Linked DNA regions of Mus musculus: region 2 is linked to region 1. A link is a loop called in an ENCODE intact Hi-C map of the cell type or tissue named here. Cell type or tissue: heart. All regions are shown on one strand. Links, peaks and the distances in the headings refer to the core of each region. The heading gives the core; the rest is flanking DNA.

Region 1 (2,500 bases), core at 1-2,500:
CTTTCTCCTTCTGTCTTCCTGCAGTGTCAGTGGCTTCCAGCTCCCTGAGGACCCCTCCCAGCCTTGCATCCTCATTGGGCCTGGTACGGGCATTGCTCCCTTCCGAAGTTTCTGGCAGCAGCGGCTCCATGACTCCCAGCACAAAGGTACAGCTCTTACTCAATAGGGAGTGTGCCTGTCACTGTGACCGACCTGATCATTACACAGGCACATCAAATTACTACACCATATCCCATAATCAGGTACACAGATGTGGAGTGTTTGTGCTCTGCCCACTCCACGTCTCCATGTTTCCTTGTTAATTTTTAAGGTATCTAGAGGAGTGTGTATGTCCTGGTACGCATGTGGAGGTCAGAGGTCAACTTGTTTTACTTCTTCCAGGAATCAGATTCAGCTTGTCAGTCACGACGGCAAGCACCTCTCCCTGCTGAGCCATCTCATCAGCCCATTTTGCTGGGTTTTAAATGCTTGCCTCCTTGCTGGACCATCCATTAATAACACAGAGATTAATAAGCCTGTGTAGGGGTCCCCAGAGTGAAGGGGGAATGAGAGTAACAGACTTTAGATGAAGACATTTTCTTTTCATTGGAGAAATAGCTGGGAAGGATGGACAGCTCTGTCTGGAATCCTCCAGATGAGGCTTTTCTGGAAGAAACCCTTAGCAATGTTTGACCTTCAAGATGCCTGAGGCCTCTGCACCTATATTTGATGTAGCATCTGGGTCAGGGGAGATGATTTTCACAAAAGAAGGCCACGAGTTTCTGATATTCCACTAAAAGAATGTCCTTAGCATGTTACACACACACACACCTATACATATTTGAGACAAAGTCTTGCTATTGTAGCCCTGGATGAACTGAAAATTCCCTATACAGAGGAGGCTGTCCTCAAATTTGCAGGAAATCAATCCTCCTGCTTCTAATTCCCAAGAACTGGCTATAATAATATTTTAAAAGAAGAAGTAAGATTAAAATAGAATATGTCAAGTAAAAGAAATAGCAATGTGTAGACATAATCAGAACTGATACTTTTTTTTCCTGAACCATGTTTTTTAAGAGTGCCACCATTAGCTATAAAATGGGAATAATGCCAGATCAGAAACCTACCCATTGGGTACCTGGTGCTCACAGGTTGCCCTCTGGTGGCCGTTGTGGTAACTGCAACCTTCTGGATCTTCAAGGGCTCAAAGGAGGCCGCATGAGCTTGGTGTTTGGGTGCCGGCACCCGGAGGAGGACCACCTCTATCAGGAAGAAATGCAGGAGATGGTCCGCAAGAGAGTGCTGTTCCAGGTGCACACAGGCTACTCCCGGCTGCCCGGCAAACCCAAGGTAAGTGCAGCCACCCAGCAAGCTGGCAGAGCACGCATGATGGCCCCTGCCCAGGCTATACAGCCCTTCCACTCCAAGCCTGCAGTGAAGACAGTTGCACAGTGGCAGGGAGAGATGAAGAGCACGATGACAACATCAAGCTCACTGTAGTTTAATCTCCACAGTGCAAACACCTGCAGGTGCCCAGCATCTCTGGGACGCAGGGCTGGGCCGGGCTGGCTTTACACTTAGTTCAGTAAGACTGGAAGGTGGAGCTGATTCCCCCCAGGGCCCTCAGGTTGGCACTCTGCTCCAGGGGCATGAACAGTGCCTACACACTTTCCATTCAGGACCATGTGAACATTCCCTGAAGACCCCATTTGCATCCTAAAGCTGGACCACTGGTCATCTTAGATGAAAAACAAAAACAAACAGACTCCTGACTGACTGCAGGACCTTCTTTATAAATGGAAAGCCTAGGAGCCTATACCTGAGCTACAAATCAGAGCTGGGGCTAATACATACTGGGAAGCCCCCTCTTTCCGGGGTGTAGACAGGCAGATCTCACAGCCCTGGGCAGAGCTATAAACTTGATGTCTCTAAAGTATGGTGACCTGAGGGAAGCTTTACGGGTTCCATTGGCCAGGAGGACAGGATACTTGTCTATCCTGAGCTGAGGTCCTGACTGAAGCCCTCAATGGCCCTCTTCCCCTCCCCATGGCCAGTGTGCCTGACCACAGTGACACCAGCATCCAGGGCTGGTCCCACCGTGTCCTCTGCTTTTAGGTCTACGTTCAGGACATCCTGCAAAAGCAGCTGGCCAATGAGGTACTCAGCGTGCTCCACGGGGAGCAGGGCCACCTCTACATTTGCGGAGATGTGCGCATGGCTCGGGATGTGGCTACCACATTGAAGAAGCTGGTGGCCACCAAGCTGAACTTGAGCGAGGAGCAGGTGGAAGACTATTTCTTCCAGCTCAAGGTATGGGAGCTGGGGTGGGACCCTCCAGAGGGGAGTAGACCAAGGTCACAAGCCTTTGGAACTAGGACCAGGGATGCAGAACTGGGGTGGGGGAGGTGTGTGCCCTGAGATCCTCGGCACCACTGCAGAAACCTGGGGCCGGCTGGGCTCCTCAAGCCTGGTCTTTCCATGCCATAGTGGTTGCCAGCTAGCTGAGAAATCAGGCCAGTGT
Region 2 (15,719 bases), core at 6,535-9,034, 120 kb before region 1:
CTGAGGTCACCACAGTTCCTCCTGTGCGTTTGAGCTACTTCCTGTCTACCTGCTCTGCCTGTGCCTGTGTCAGTCTTACACTTAGCGAGCACCAGGAAACGTAGGTCTGGCGATGTGGAGAGATTTAATCAGTCCTGGGGGCAGGCAGGAGTGGTACGTGGCCTCAGTTCCCGCTACTGTCTCTACTGTTTGGAGGATGTTAGATGTTTACAAGTGACTGTTTTGGGGCTAGAATGAACAGGCTGAGCCTTTCCTACACAGGAGTTCTCTCGAAGCCCTTTGAACTGGGACCGTGACTCTTTCCTGGCAACTTTCTGTCTTAGGGTTAGAGTCAGGACATTTTTGGCTTTGTAGGGTTTGGACTTGCCAGCTCACAGAATTACAGGACAAATTCCTTGTCACATACACACACACACACACACACACACCAGACACACACATTTATCCCCTTCACACACACACTCATATACCCCACATGTACACCCATGCATACACTCACATACCCCACACTGACAGACACACACACTCTACACATACACACATACCTCACACCGACACACACACTGAGGCTCCTGACTAATATATCTGTCCCATGTCAAGCCTTCTGTCACCTGTCACAGGCTAGAGACCATCCCTAGACACAGCTGCCACAGACTGTCCCACTCAGCTAGAGGGGTAGGTGATGTAGACACAGGACTCCCTGGGCCATGGAGAGGGACCTGGGTGTTTTGTAGGCCGTCACCTTTCCTGCTCAGTGCCACGGGCACCGTTTCTGCCAGTCCCTCATTTTGATTGCAACTCTATTTGCTCGGTACATTTCTGTGCTCGTTCCTTAAAAACAACACACCCAAAATGGTTTTAAACATAACATTTTGAGAAAAGTTGCCAAGGTGACAAGGTGGGGGAGGATTCGGAGGTGACAAGGACAAGGGGGATTAGGAGGAGACTGGGTGCCCTGAAATTTGTTGTTTCAGGACCACTTAGGCTGTTGGGTGGAGAGCAGGTAGGGAAATGGATGGAAGGCGGAGAGGCCGGTTCTAGACTGTGGCAGGTGAGGCAGGAAGAGTCTGCACTGGAAGGAGCTGTAAATCTAAGAGGCACAGAGAGGTGGATTTTGAGAGGAGTTCAAGTGGCTTAGGGTTAGAAGGAGGAGGACTGGTTGGGCTTTGAGGGGCGATCTGAGCATCGGTTCCTGGAAGAGCTTTCATAGGGCACAGCTGGGGTTGGAGTCTGAGGTCAAGTCCGAAGGGCAGAACAAGAGAGCAAGCATTTTCCAGGGTCGGGGCTTCCACTATAGTCTTGGTGACGGTTCGTGGCCCCTAAATAATAGTAAACCCACACTTTAAATTAAATTAAAACAGTTTTTAGTTCAGCTCCTCTCAGTGGACCCACACATGTATTCTCTGCTGGTTATTACTAAGAATGACTAAGTAATATAATTGAGCTGAAAATAATCTTCCGCCCATACTTGCTGGGTTGGTTACTAAGTATTGCCTGGGTTTTAAAGCAGTGAAGCAAACTTGTGCTTTTTCCAAATGTTAAGTTTGAGGGCCGCAGATGGTAACCATCTGTTCCGGACTAGCATTTTACAATATTTGATTAGCACTTTATATAGTCTGGGGAAGCCTGCCAGGGGAGCTGCCTGTCGAGTTGGGACTGTAGTGTGTCCTCTGTGGTTGTCCTTGAGGGTCCTGCCCATCACAGCTTTTTTTTTTTTAAATTTTTATTTTTTAGATTTATTTTATGTATATGAGTATACTGTAGCTGTACAGATGGTTGTGAGACTTCATGTGGTTGTTGGGAATTGAATTTAGGACTCCTATTCGCTCTGGTCAACCCCACTTGCTCCGATTGACCCCGCTCGCTCCAGTCACCCCCCATCACAGCTTATGAGGTCACCCTCTGTGGGCTAGGCTAAAGCAGGGCCAGTCACTCTGCTGAAATCAGGGGGTTGAAGAGCCCTGTCCTGTTTAGACTTCCTTACAGCTGCAACCATTGAAATGGGTCATAAAAGTGGTTTGGTTTTGGTTTGGTCTGGTCTTTGAAACATATAGCCCAGGCTGTCCTTAAACTCATTACATACATAGCCAAGGGTGACCCTGTGATCTTGCTGCCTCCACCTCCCTAGTGCTGGCATATCAGGCCTGCACCGGCATGCTTTCTGTTTGCAGTGTTAGAGATTGTGCCCAGAACTTCCTAAACGCTAGGCAGGCGTTTTACCAACTTAAACACACCCCAGCCCCTGGAAGTAGAAGTGGGGTGTTGAGATCTATCAGAGTCTTTCAGGTTGAAGATGACAGAATCGCCGTTCCAAGCAGCTTTGCAGGTAATCGGAGTAATTTGTCAGGGTATTAGTTCTGGGGCCTGGGCTTCCTATGGATTTAACATTTTAAGACTTTGTTCTAGCAAGTTCCAGCTCTGCCTTCTGCTTGGAACCAAGAGGAGGCAAGATGGTATCCCTTGTAGAATTACTGAGTCTAGTTGGGAAGGGAGTCTTCCAGTACCAGTTGCTTATCTGCGAGCCAGGAGACGAGTGTGTATTGTTCCGAAAAGATATCCTTGAAATAGAATGTTGGTGCCTCTGACCCCAGCCTATCATGGTTCCCATGTTAGTGCAGGGATGTCTGGCAGTTCTAGTGGGTGGTTCTCCTGGCAGCGTTCTCTGCAGCCTTTGCAACTTTAAAACTAACACCAGTCACTCGGTCCCTTCTCTGAGCTTTTTCGTCTGGCAGGAGCCTCTCCCTCCTAGACAGGAAGCCTGCAATGAGGAGATAACAGGGTCCACGGCTGGTTCAGTTCATCCAGTGTGAAGCTTGCTGGGGGCCAGGCCCAGTGCTGAGGCTTGGGCCCAGCTCAACCACCAGAGCCTCCCGCATGACATCAAAGTGATTCACTCCCACGGAGGGTGGGGCGCGGGCAGTGAGAAAGGGCTTCCACTGAGAGGCTGGGAAGGGAGCCACGGCCATGCGGAGCTGTAGAGAACTGACATTCTTGATAGTTGGAGATTCTGGGGCACATTCCTGGGGCTGACATGGGTGCATCCAGGATAGCGGGTCAGAGCTCATTTGGTATCAAGTGTGGAATAGAATGGACTGACATTGGGTGCCAGGCATGGTCCCTTGGAGCAGTGGGCACACAGGCAAGATCAGGGCTGGAGGCACCTAATGGAAGGGTAACAGATCTTCGAATTTTAGAGCCCACCATTTAGAAACACCTGTACTCTCTTCAAAACACAAATCTGGGCCAATAACATGGCTCCGTCAGGGGAAGGGAGGTCCCTGCCTCTAAGCCTAATGACACCAGTTCAAAACTCAAGCCTACCTCATGGAAAGAGAGCACTGACTCCTGCAAGCTGTCCTCTAACCTTCACATGTGTGCTGTGACACACACACTCTTGAGTGTAAACACACACACACACACACACACACACACACACACACACACAAGTTCATCTTAGTTTGTACAGTAGGACCTGAGTTCAGTTCCCAGAATCCTCCTTGGGTAGCTGATCAGGAACTCCAGCTCCTGGGAATCCGATGCTTCTGGCCTCTTTGGGCACCAGTACTCACATGTGCATACCCTCCACAGACATTCATACTATAATTAGAAAAAATAAGCCTTTAAAAATCACAAGTTTTGAAGTATCCTGTGGTACTCCATAATTCTTATGATTTATGTAATAGCTGAAAAACAGATTCAAATTTTAAAAATATGGAAGCTGGAGGGGGCATGGAGGAGTGGTGCATGCCTTTAGTCTCAGCACTTAGGAAACAGACTGAGGCAGATCTCTGAGTTTGAGGCCCACCTAATCTACCAAGTAAGTTCCAGGACAGCCAGGCCTACAAAGAATCCCTATCTTGAAAAGCCAAAATAAATGGATGGATAGATAGACAGACAGACGGACATAGACACAGAAGATGGATAAATGGATTCCTTAGATACAGAAGGAAGCATGGCAGACCGACCATTCCGTTGACACAGACCTTGGGAACATGTGAAGGAGCCTGGGTGGGGGAAGCCAGTCAGCAGCTGCTGGAGCTGGGAAGGGAGGAGCTGGAGGGAGGCAGAGGTAATTGTGGTAATGGTGGTTGGATAAGCTTGCTCTTCATTGCTCTTCATTGTGGCAATGGTGGTTCCTGCAGAGACGGACTTGTGAGAATTGCCAAGTGTCTCTGTGAAGTTTTGTATGGTAATAGCGTCTTTCTTCTCTAATATTTAAAAAGATTTTAAATTATGTTTTATGTTACGGGCATGACTGTTTACTTTCATGTGTGTGTGTGTGCATGCCTGTGTATGTGCAATAACATATGTGTACATAAACTCGTGTGTGCAGGAATGCGTATGTGTGTGTGTGTGAATGCTCACATGTGCGTGCATGAGTGTGTGCACACCATGTGTATGTTTGGTGTCTCTGGAGGCCAGAAGAGGTATTGGATCCTGGATGTAACGGAAGAATCAGACAGTTGTGAGCAGCCATGTGGGTGCTGGGAACTGCAAGTGCTCTTAACTGTAGAACCATCTCTCTAGGCCTTAGACAAACAAACAAACAAACAAACATGGCTTTTGAGGCAGTGTCTCACTATATTGTCTGTCTGGTCTGGAATTCATGGAAGGTGTCAGGTCCCCTTTCTTTTATTACTGGATGCTGGAGCCAGAAATTAAATTTCAGACAGACCTTTTGTCAGCTGTGTGAGCTTAGGCAAGATACCTTACCTTTCTGTGCTTAGTTTTCATATGTTTGCATCAGTTTTTATGTTAAATAAATATTGTGCTCATTGTAACTAATGACTCAGTAACATGAAGTCACATACCTAGTCCCAGCTTCTCTTTGGTCACTCCATCTATAGCTTCTTCGTGGGATCCACACTGTGCATTCTGACCTGCTTAGCATCTCATTAACATGCAGCTATCTGTCTAGGGCCCAAGATTGTATTTCCTTTTTTTAAAAAAAGATTTATTTATTTTATGTATATGAGTACAGTGTAGCTGTGCAGATAGATGGTTGTGAGCCGTCATGTGGTTGCTGGGAATTGAATTCAGAACCTCGCTCGCTCAGCCTTGCTCACTCTGGTCAGCCGGCTTGGCCCCGCTTGCTCCGGCCCAAAGATTTATTATTATATGTAAGTACACTGTAGCTGTCTCCAGGCACACCAGAAGAGGTGTGTCAGATCTCATTATGGATGGTTGTGAGCCACCATGTGGTTGCTGGGATTTGAACTCAAGAGCAGTCAGTGCTCTTAAGAACTGAGCCGTCTCTCCAGCCCAAGATTTTATTTCATACCAGTGTTAGTGCTTTGGGAACAACACTTTTTGACTAGCCAGGTTTAGACCTTCAGGCTTCCCACCCTCTTGCCCGATGCCCTCACTAGCATGTCGGTAGCCTTGACGGCTCTGTGACTGTCACCTGGGGTTTTCTGTTCATTTTCCCTGTTTCACCTGCCACCTGAAGCTAAGCTTTTGCAAGACTCTGGGCTGAGGTGGCACATCTCCTTCTACACTTGCATTAGGTTCTCATGGGCCTGCTGTATGCTAAGGCTAGCCCCAGCTCAGGGTGTAGGCTTCTGGAGTTGGGCCACAAGGGGGACCAAGCCTCTGTGCAGATGGCTCACAGAGGGCTGGGACTGGAGACCGGTGCCACCATGGAACTGGCCCAATGGCTAAGAACGGGATGTTCTGTGTTTTTCAGGGCTGAGGCTCGCACATGGCCCCTCTGCCAGGGGCAGAGCTGGTCCAGACGCCATTGCAGCTGTACCGTTACTTGTTACGTTGTTGCCGGCAGCTGCCAACCAAGGGCATCCAGGAGCACTACAAGCATGCTGTCAGGCAGGTGGGAACAGGTCTGGGGGAGGTGTGCGCTGGCGGGGGGGGGGGGGGGGGGGGCAGAGCCACAGGTACCTGGGAGCAGGCCTAGGAGTTTCATAAGAAGCACTGCAAACATGGGCAGCTGGCCTCTGGCTTCTGTCAGTGGCACAGCGGCTATATCCGTTGGCATCTCAGCACTGTGCTGGGGCCTGAATGAGACAGCTCCAAGGCTATCAAAACAGACTGGGTAGAGGCAGGAGAGAGGAATCAGTTGATAAAGTGCTTGCCGTACAAGCACGAGAACCAGAGTTCAACATCCAGAAAGACTGGCATGGTGGCCTGCACTCAGCATTGGGGAGGCAGAGACAAGAGGATTGGGTACCCCTGGTCCCAGAAAGAGGACCTGTCTAGATAGATAGATAGATAGATAGATAGATAGATAGAATCAGAACAAAGTTTTATGGGCCACCAGGAAGGGCAAGCAGCAGCTCCCGATTAGCAGCGACTGCAGTGATGTCACAGTGGAAGGCTTGACCCAGATCCTCAGCCAGAGAGGAAGGCAGCAGTGGGAATTAGGACACTCGCTGTAGATTAGGGATCAGCTGCATTGATGCTGATTTGTCTGAGTTTGATTGCTGAGGTTACATCAGAGGGTCCCTTTGTCAGGAAACACACAGTGAGGATTTTAGGGGACAAGGCGTAGTGCCTGTCACTTACTTTAGAAGATTCTGAAGAGAGAATGACACAACCAGCAAGGTAAAGGGTCCCGTGCACCCTGTACTACCTTCCTATAAGAAATCACTTCTGGGGCTGGGGAGACGGCTCAGAGGTTGAGAGCACTGCAGCTCTTCCAGAGGATTCCGGTTCTGTTCTTTAGCCACCCGTGTACTGCATGCACATGGTCACAGACATAGACACAGGCAAAACACCATGCAACAAACAAAATAATAAAAATTTAACGGTGGGACTGCAGAGATGGCTTAGAAATTAAGAGCACCGTCTGCTCTTCCAGAGGTCCTGAGTTCAATTCCCAGCAACCCCGTGGTGCCTCATAACCAACGATAATGAAATCTGGTGCCTTCTTCTGGCCTACAGGCATACATGCAGGCAGAATGCTAGATACATAATAAATCTTTTTAAAAAAGAAAATGATTTCCAAATAAAGAGCTAAAAATTAAATTTCATACAGATACATTGTGATGATACACATCTTTAATCCCAGCACTCAAGGGGCAGAGGTAGGTGGATCTCTCTGAGTTCAAGGCCAGCCAGGTCTACAGAGTAAGTTCCAGGCTAGCCAGGGCTACAGAGTGAGATCCTGTCTCACAGAGTAAAAGAGAAACAGTGGTAGCAATAGGAGGCTGAGGGAAACAGAGGGTGATGGTTAGCTTTGGGGCAGTGAGGGGAGACTTCCTGGACAGGCACCGAGTGGGCTCCTGGGATGAGTAGGAAAGTGAATGTGGGTTTGGGAGCACAATCAAGGGAGGGAGGACTCCATTCTTTTGGAAGAAACCTGAGGTTCACAGGTCTTAGGTCACTGGTCAGAAGCCCCCCGGATTTCCCAGGGTCCTTTGTCCCTGTGCCTTCTCTCCCTTCCCCGTTGCTCTCCCAGCACCAGCACCTAGTGGCATCGAGGCCAATCCCTCCCCAGCACACTTCCATCGATGTAGATTCCTGTGCTGAGCAAATCAACCCCAGAGATTGTGGCTCCCCTTGGCCCTGCCAAATAACCTAGCTGCCCAGTGGCTGGGTCTCCTTTTCGCCTCCCTGCGGGCTGCACTGACAGTTCCGCTGCCAAATAAACTAGGGCTCCAAAGCTGTGGTCTAAGAGCAGGGTGGGCCGGATGAGCACACCTCAGCAGAGCTAGGTGACCAGTGCCTCACGGTCTCTTGGGACTGGGCTCTCTAAAGCTCTGGATTTCACATGGCCATGTCCGTTTGTGCTGAAACCTACAGAGTTTCCAAGTTCATTCAGATGAAGACAACTCCGAGAGAATCCAGCAGATTATTAAAAGAGCCATTGAAGATGCCGACTGGATCATGAACAAAGTAAGTGCTTGCTTGGCCCTGGCACTGGAATGGGAATGCTGTAACCTCCTCGGCCATCAGGGGGCGCTCGCGCATCACAGTTGAAAACAGAGGCACCTGCACTCCTCCTAGGTAGGAAGATAATCTCTTATGGTTGTCCCCCCCACCCCCCCTTCCGGTCCCCAAAGCCGACCTTAAAGGAAGCCGGCTAACTGGCTTGGTTCCCATGGCTCCCTCAGCTGCCCTATTCACCCCAGGACCTGGTGGTGGTACCACCCACAGTAGTCTGGGCCCTCCATATCAACCATTTATTAAGAAAATACCTCACAGACACCTATAGGCCAATCCGGTAGAAGCTGAGGGTGCCTCTTCCCAGGTGGCTCGAGTTTGTGTGAAGTTGATCAAGACTAGGCTGCTGTCTAGGACCAACACCTAGACTGTAGGTGGGATAAAGGCACCAGGAATGTGGAGAACTGGAGTGTGCCCCCAGATCCTTGTTGTCCTAGCGCAGACGCTCCAGATGTGGGGTTTAAAATCCACTTTGTAAAAACAGATTTTGATAGGGCATTGACCTCAGTGGTCGACTGCTTGCCTAGTGCAGAAGCCGCTGGGGCTTATCCCTGACAGAAAAATCAAAACAAAGGCAGGAAAGCCTCGATGATTGGCTGGGGACCCTGGGTGTCTGAGGGTCTCCTCTGCCTGGGACTTTTCTCCCACAAACAAGATTCAGAATAAGGCCGAGCCCTGGTGAGTTCCATGCTTAGTCCCAGTGCCCTCGGCCTCCCAGCCTTTTCATTAAAGAAGGAGGGCCTAGGCACCAACTCGATGTGAAGGTGAAGGGTCTCCCGATGGAGTCTCACCACCTCCCAGAAACCCCTGCAGTCGTGGAGAGGCCCGTGTGACACAACAGAGCCCTCCCCCATGGCTTCCCTCACCCGTCTCTCATCTCTCTGTCTTGCAGTATAGGAAACAAAACTGAGTGTCTGGAGCTTACGGCGAGCGCTTAGCTGCCCTGGAGTCACTTGGAACTGAGAAGCCTTCTGCTCTTGGAACAGCATCAGTTCTGGAATATTCTTTGATCTTGTTGGCTGAAAGCAAGAAATCGTAACTGACATTTGGTGAGGTGGTTCTCGTCATTGCAGCCATGTCTCCAGCGTCTTTTATGTCTGCTTTTCCAGACAGAAACGATATGCAATTTGGGGAGAATTTGGAGTTTTTTTGCTTCTTCTCTGTGTTTCTCATTTTTGCCTATCTGTTCTTTTACTTTGCCCTGAAGGCAGTTAATTTATTCTGGAGGTCCCGTCACCGATCTCCCAGCCCCATGAGAGATGTCCCCTCAGATGACCACCTGTATAGAAAGAAACGAACGGGCTTGAGAACCAGGCAGCTGTGGATCTGAATCCCAGCCGGCATACACGCCATCTGTCAGGTGCCCGAGTGAGCCTGGGGGGGTGAGGCGGCAGTCACGTGCCAGCTCACACCAGCTCCCTGCACAGGGACCTTGCTGCACAGGGACCTTGCTGCACAGGGACCTTGCGAGGAAGCCGCTGTGCTCCTCGTCCTGTTCAGTGACTCAGCTGTGAGTGCGTCTTGTCTCCTCTCAGAGTCCACACGCCCTCTTATCTGTGCCATGCTGTGTCCGTCAGTCTGTTAAGCAGCGGCTTCCTCCCAATATGCTCCAGGCAGAAACCCTGACCCTTGAAGTGGGAAAACATCTACTACACTAGACCAGCAATAAGGTGCAAGTAGGCAGGGTAGACACCAGCAGGTCCAGGCTTCCGTGCTCCACAGTGTGTCCTCTCTGGAGAGGAGATTGGGTCCAAGGGGAAGTGGCCCAGGTGGGCGAAGTAGCCAGAAGATGCAGAGAGGCCACACTGGGGGTTGAATGTTCGTGGGGCACTCAGGTGAGCTAGTGCCTGTCTGTGCCCTTGCAGTTCTGCGGGATGATGTGACCTCTGTCTAAGCAGAAGGGGCGGACAGTCCCGAAGCACGTGTGTCCACTTGTGAAAGCTCACAGTTTTCTTCCTCCTCTTTTGATTTATTTCAGACAGGATCTCAGTGTATACACTGGCAGGCCTTGAACTTTTGAACTTTCAGCAGTCTTTCTGTCTCTGCCTCCCAAGCACTTAGATACAGGTGTGCCACAACACATTGCTGCTGCTGCTGCTGCTGATAAATGCTCGTCAGGACAGTTTGCAGGATGCAGCTCACTTCTTCCTCTATGTGGGTCCCAGAGACTGAACTCGGGCTATCAGGCTTGGTGGCAAATGCCTCTATCTGTTGAGTCATCTGTTGGCTCTTATTATTTCTTCTTTAAAAAAAGAAGATCTTTATTTTATTTGTGTGTACCACGTGTGTGCAGGTGCCCTCAGAGGCCTGAGGACATTGGGCTCCCTGGAACTGAAGTTATAGGCAGTATGAGCTGTCTGATGTAAGTGTTAGGAACCAAACCTGAGTCTTCTGCAAGCAGTTAGCGCTCACACTCACGCACACACTCACGCTCACGCTGAGCCATCTCTCTAGCCCTCTATTGTTTCTCCCTGACTGCTGTTCTCTGAATAGGATTGTTCCCTCGACACGTGTGTCAAACAACGCTAAGGACTTGGGTAAGTCAGACACCCACTTGCCTGGAAGGATCATTCCTCAGAGACAAGCAGAGCCACAGGTTTGGGCTCCCAGATGACTGCCAGGCAAAGGGCAAGAGCAAAGCCGCAGTCCCTCCATCCCCACTGCTGCTGTCCAGTCCATCTGAGCCCAGGGACCAATCCTTACCTGGTGGTGTTCGTGGCAGTAGAGTAGCCATGTGTGCCACCATGCCTGGCCTTAGGCAGAGTTGTTCATTAGAATGGGGCTGAGGAGAAAGGACTAACACTGATTTGAGGAGCTGGGGCTGCCACTCACAGGGAGTGTGAGAGGGGTGTGGGGTCCCGTTGTTATGAGGGTGGTTTCAGAGAACACAATACAGATCAGTGGCCAGGTTATCCCTATGACATAGGACATTGACCTGTATCTGGTGGGGTCTCCCTATTGATAAAATAAGGGTGGAAGACGGGCTTATTTCATTTGTTGAAAGTGAGGGAGAGGGCTGAAGAGCAGTTAAGAGCACTGACTGCTCTTCCAGAGGTCCTGAGTTTAATTCCCAGCAACCACATGGTGGCTCACAACCATCTATAATGGGATTTGGTGCCCTCTTCTGGTATCTGAAGAGAGCAATAGTGTACTCACATTTATAAAATAAATAAGGCCGGAGCAAGCAGGGCCAGAAAATATATAAACAAAAAGAAAAAGGAAAACATAAAGAAAAAGGCTACTTTAAAAAAAAAAGAAAGAAAGAAAGTGAGGGAGAAAAACTGAATCTCCATGAATGTGTCCTTAATATTTGATCCCTCTCCAAGATGTCTTCTCCAGTCATGTGTGTGTGTAAGTGTCCACATGTATGTGTGTGAGTGTCCACACACACATGTGCCAGTACCTGTGTATACCTGTGTGTGCACAGGGAGAGCAGGGGTTGATGATGGGTTGTCCCCTCTGTTGCTCAGTACCTGGCATTCTGAGGCAGGGTCTCTCCCCACAGGTCACTGATTGATGAGACTGCTAGCCTGCAGATTCTGGGGGTCTAACTCATGCTCTCTCCTGCCACACACACACACACATCACCCGGGCCTCAGGTGTGTGCCAGTGAGCCCAGCTTTTCTGTGGGCATTAGGGGTCTGAATGCAGATCTTACTCATTGTGCTGAGCTGTCTTCACAGGCCTTTCCTTCTTGTTCTTAAGGACCTGGTGGCAGGTGGAAGTCTGACTTCAGAGTTGCTTTGCAGTTGCTGGCCCTACTTGATGGGATGGGGACAAGAACGGTGGCACGGGCTCTGTCTGCAGTGGGTAGACCATGGAGTGGCATCAGTTTGATATGGAAATGGCAGTGTGGAGAAGATCCCCTCCCCAAGCATGTTAAGTTAGCATAGGACCGAAGTCAGTGGAATAGCGGCCAGTGATGGCTCCCAAGTGCCAGAAGCCAGGCACAGATGGAACAGTATCCAGTGCCAACCTCCATAGGTGCCTCATCTCACAGGCTGAGGCCATTCTGCTCCTTGAATATGATTGGCTACAGGTCCTGGCTATTGACCTAAGTGCAACAGGTAGAATCCAGGCGTATGCACACCCTTCTTTGTTCTATTAATAAGAAACCGAATTCTCTCTGGTTTTGTTCGAGTATCGGTCAAGGAATTTAGTGAGAGTGGGGTGTAGGGGAGCCAGCTAGTGCATCTCCTGTGTTTTTGAGGGCTTTAGTTAAGGATTGTAATGTGACCTCATTGTAAACAAAGCTACCCTATCAACCAAGAGAGGTAATTGGCTCCTGCAAGATTTAGCTCCTAGGGGCTGGCAAGATGGTTCCAACAGGCACTGCTGTGCAAACCTGACGACTGGAGTTTGATCCCCTGATTCTGTGTTAAGGAGCAAAGAGAACACCAATGCCTCTCACCTCCACATGAGACACGTGGCATACACACACCTGCGTTCACACATCATGCACACACACAGTGATAACCATAAAAACAACAGTAATCTAAAGCATACATTATTTTGGGGCTGGAGCCATAGCTCAGTAGCTAAGAGCACCTACGGCTCTGGCATTAGTCAGAGTTAGAACCACATCTGGTAGCTTACAACTGACTGTAACTCCAGCTCCAGAGGGATCCAATACCTCTGACCCTGCAGGCACCTCCACTCAGGTGCACACACCCACATGCATACAAATAGTTTAGAAAATTATCATAAAATAAAGAAATTATATAGCATGCTTATACCAGTATGTACCAACGCTCCTAATTTTATAAATGACTAGCCCAGGTACTGTGTTCCCTGCAAAGTAGTCTCCTACAATGTAGAAGAAATGTAATTAAGAATTAGAAATGTAATTAAGACTTAGACAATCTTTAGTTTTGGAGGAACTCAACAAGAGATGCTGCCCTGGGAGCTGGAGAGATGGCTCAGAGGTCAAGCGCACTGGCTGCTCTTCCAGAGGTCCTGAGTTAAATTCCCAGCAACCACATGGTGGCTCACAACCAACTATAATGATATCTGGTGCCCTTTGGCCTGCAAGCATACATGGAGGCAGAATGCTGTATACATAATAAATAAAATCTTTAAAAAGAGATGGTGGAGGTAGCCCTAGGAAGGACACTCAGCAAGAGCCTGGACAGGGTATTTATTTATTTATTTATTTATTATCTGTTTGTTTATTTTTACCGAGTGTTTGTTTTATGCACCAAAGTGCTCAGGCCATCCGGCTTGGTGGCAAGTGCCTTTACCCACTCAGTCATCTCGCTGGCCCAAGCTTTGTAATCTCCCATATCATCAACTTGCCTGACTTAGAAGCCATCCCGTTGATGTCCCTTGAAGTGAGTTACTGCCACCTATTTAGGGTCTTACTTGTACCCGAGGGTGCAGTAAAATTAGATCTTAATACTTTACTGGGGAAACTTTAGCCATCAACATTTCCCTTTTCGCCCAGACAGCAGTGTGGACTGAGTGCTAGGAGCCCACTCTCGGAGCCTGTGAATTTGAAGATCATCCTAATTGTGGGGCTCAGATAAATGAGGACAATGAGCTCACCTTGGGGGCAGAGCTGTAAGGAGGGTGGGCATTGCCTCTGTGGCACAGTAGCAGCACTAAGCGCTTACTGTATACCTGGACTTTCCAATGCCTTTCAAAATAAAGCTACCACTCTCTAAACCATTTAGCCTTGGGTAATGAAAATGGACATCTTTAAGTCTGGTCATCTGGAGTGGGTCTGTTCAGTGATCTCTACACTCTGGTGTCTACAGGGGTCTGGAGAGGTTGGGACCACGACATCTGGATTACAGTGTAATGTTGGGAATGGCCAACAGAAGGGTTGGCACTTTGTCGGCCTTTCCCCAATAAGCCAGATGTCTAAATTGTTTGGATTCGGGGGCGTCTCTGAGTTTCTGTACATGTTGTTGTCCCAATGTTAGTCTGGAAGCCTTGATAACTAGCTATGGTATGTCTTTTCTTGGGGAGACACAAAGAAACATCTTTTTATCCCAGAGAAAGAGAATGCAGACAGATGGAAGAAAGGATGCAGCTTGGAGAGCCAATGAACTCATCTGGGTTACGTAGAGGAGCGCTACCAGAGGGGAGCTTCAAGGCATCCCATGCATGATGTGATGTCCCTTTATAGTTCAACCAAAGAATGGAGTAAGATACATGTTTCTGGGGAGTTAGGCTTCCCTTTTGCTGGTTCTTCGTCATGTTGATAAAAGAATTTTTAAATGGAGGCAGAAGGAAGCTTAAGAGAATGGCAGAGCAAATGTAGTTGCTGGCAGATACCTGGAGCGCAGAAACGCAGAAGAAAGCCATTACTTCCAAGTTAGGGTCAGCGAACAGCTGTGGGAAAAGAGGAGTCTTCAGAGACGCATGAGCAAGCATCCTTACCCAGCTGTCTTATCAGGAGCATGTGCAGTGAGCCAGCACTGGGAGGTCCCACTCTCAGCAACTGTGACTGGAATCTCAGGGGTCTCATTTGGGACTTTCCCCTCCCTCCCTCCCTCCCTCCCTCCCTCCCTCCCTTCCTTCCTTCCTTGATGAAATATTGATAAGTCCCCTCTTGTGATGGTCTAGTGGGATTATCACCAATACTCTGCTTCAGAATGATGACGGACACGTTCGATCTGGAGGAGACACCGTTACACCAGCAGCCTCTGCTCTTGAACCATGCCGCCTTTCTCATCCCCCTTCCCCATGCACCCTGGGTCGTTGTGTATACTGTCTGGAAAATGAGCCATTTATCTGGATGGGCCCCAGTTTGGGGAAGTTAAGATCCCCAAAGCTAAACCTAGTTTTTTGTTTGATTTGTTTTAAATGTACATAAGAGTGTGAAAGGCTTTCCTGAAGCTGGGGCACTGACTTGCTCATTTGCTATTGAAGTTTTTCAGGTAAAAGACTGGACTCTTGTAGCGCCAACAAGCAAGTCATAGTCACCTAATCCCAATAAACTAGTTCAAGAGGCAAGTCATAGTGAAAGGCAGAGGGAGATTTAGCCAGAGTGGCCGTGTTGGGAGGGAGAGTAAAGTTGTCATCCGCAAAAGAGACACATCTCCAAGTCACACTTTGGATTCATTTTGGAGAACATCACCCAGGCCAACCCATGGCTTTGACAAAGAAATGAATGTCAGGGTGAGCCAAATATGAGGCAATTGGATTTATTAAGAGCAGGAGAAAAGAGGAGAGAGAGAGCAGGAAAGCCTGAAAGGGGAGTAGGTTCTCTGGGAGAGTCCGGGAGATTTCTTTACAGTGGAGATAGATGGAGGTTTGGTGGCTCTGAGGTTATATCTTTAAAAGTTAAGAACCCCCCTTTCTCTCTTTTTTTTTTTTTTTGTTTGTTTGTTTTTCGAGACAGGGTTTCTCTGTATAGCCCTGGCTGTCCTGGAACTCACTTTGTAGACCAGGCTGGCCTCGAACTCAGAAATCTGCCTATCTCTGCCTCCCAAGTGCTGGGATTAAAGGAGTGCGCCACCACGCCTGGCCCCCTTTCTCCTTTTAACACTGCTCAAAGAGTGTACCTTGCAACATGGCTAAAATGTAAAGAATTTCAGCTGACTGTAGTGGTGCACTTGGGAGGCAGAGGCAGGTGGATCTCTGAGCCTGAGGCCAGCCTGGTCTACAGATCAAGTTCTAGGACAACAAAGTGAAAAGAAAAAAAGAAAAGAAAAGAAAACGAATTCTCTCTGTCAACAAAGTTGTGAGGTGCGTGTAAAGGCTCAGGACAGAAGGACAGGCTTTTTCCTTGGGTAAGGAAAAAGGACAGGTTGAAACCTTGAGTAAGCACCACCTGTTTACCGCCCTTGACAAGATGTCTTCAGGGAAATGCA

What was found. Hi-C counts contacts between places; a loop is a spot of excess contacts. Peaks named below come from ENCODE experiments on the same cell type or tissue, not always from the same donor. Only the 100,000 strongest peaks of a DNase experiment are listed, where the experiment ranks them.
Region 2: it touches region 1 in a loop (8-fold over the local background); 28 of 42 quality-filtered maps call a loop at or near these places.

What each region holds. Positions count from the first base shown.
Region 1 is chr11:78,955,316-78,957,815 of GRCm38, forward strand. Nos2 (nitric oxide synthase 2, inducible) reads left to right here. Exons shown (of 27, transcript NM_010927.4): 24 at 25-146; 25 at 1,181-1,329; 26 at 2,095-2,289. Among named protein-coding and RNA genes, the nearest start is that of Lgals9, 28 kb to the right of the region's middle. In heart, for the core only: a CTCF peak has its summit at 1,139 (motif pointing left); a DNase peak (open chromatin) is centred at 1,156; H3K27me3 peaks cover 1,862 bases.
Region 2 is chr11:78,830,332-78,846,050 of GRCm38, forward strand. Lyrm9 (LYR motif containing 9) reads left to right here. Exons shown (of 4, transcript NM_001076681.2): 2 at 5,687-5,827; 3 at 7,759-7,851; 4 at 8,792-13,568. The coding sequence starts at 5,702. The coding sequence ends at 8,809. Among named protein-coding and RNA genes, the nearest start is that of Lyrm9, 12 kb to the left of the region's middle. In heart, for the core only: a CTCF peak has its summit at 7,900 (motif pointing right); no DNase peak of the experiment used is centred there; H3K27ac peaks cover 551 bases.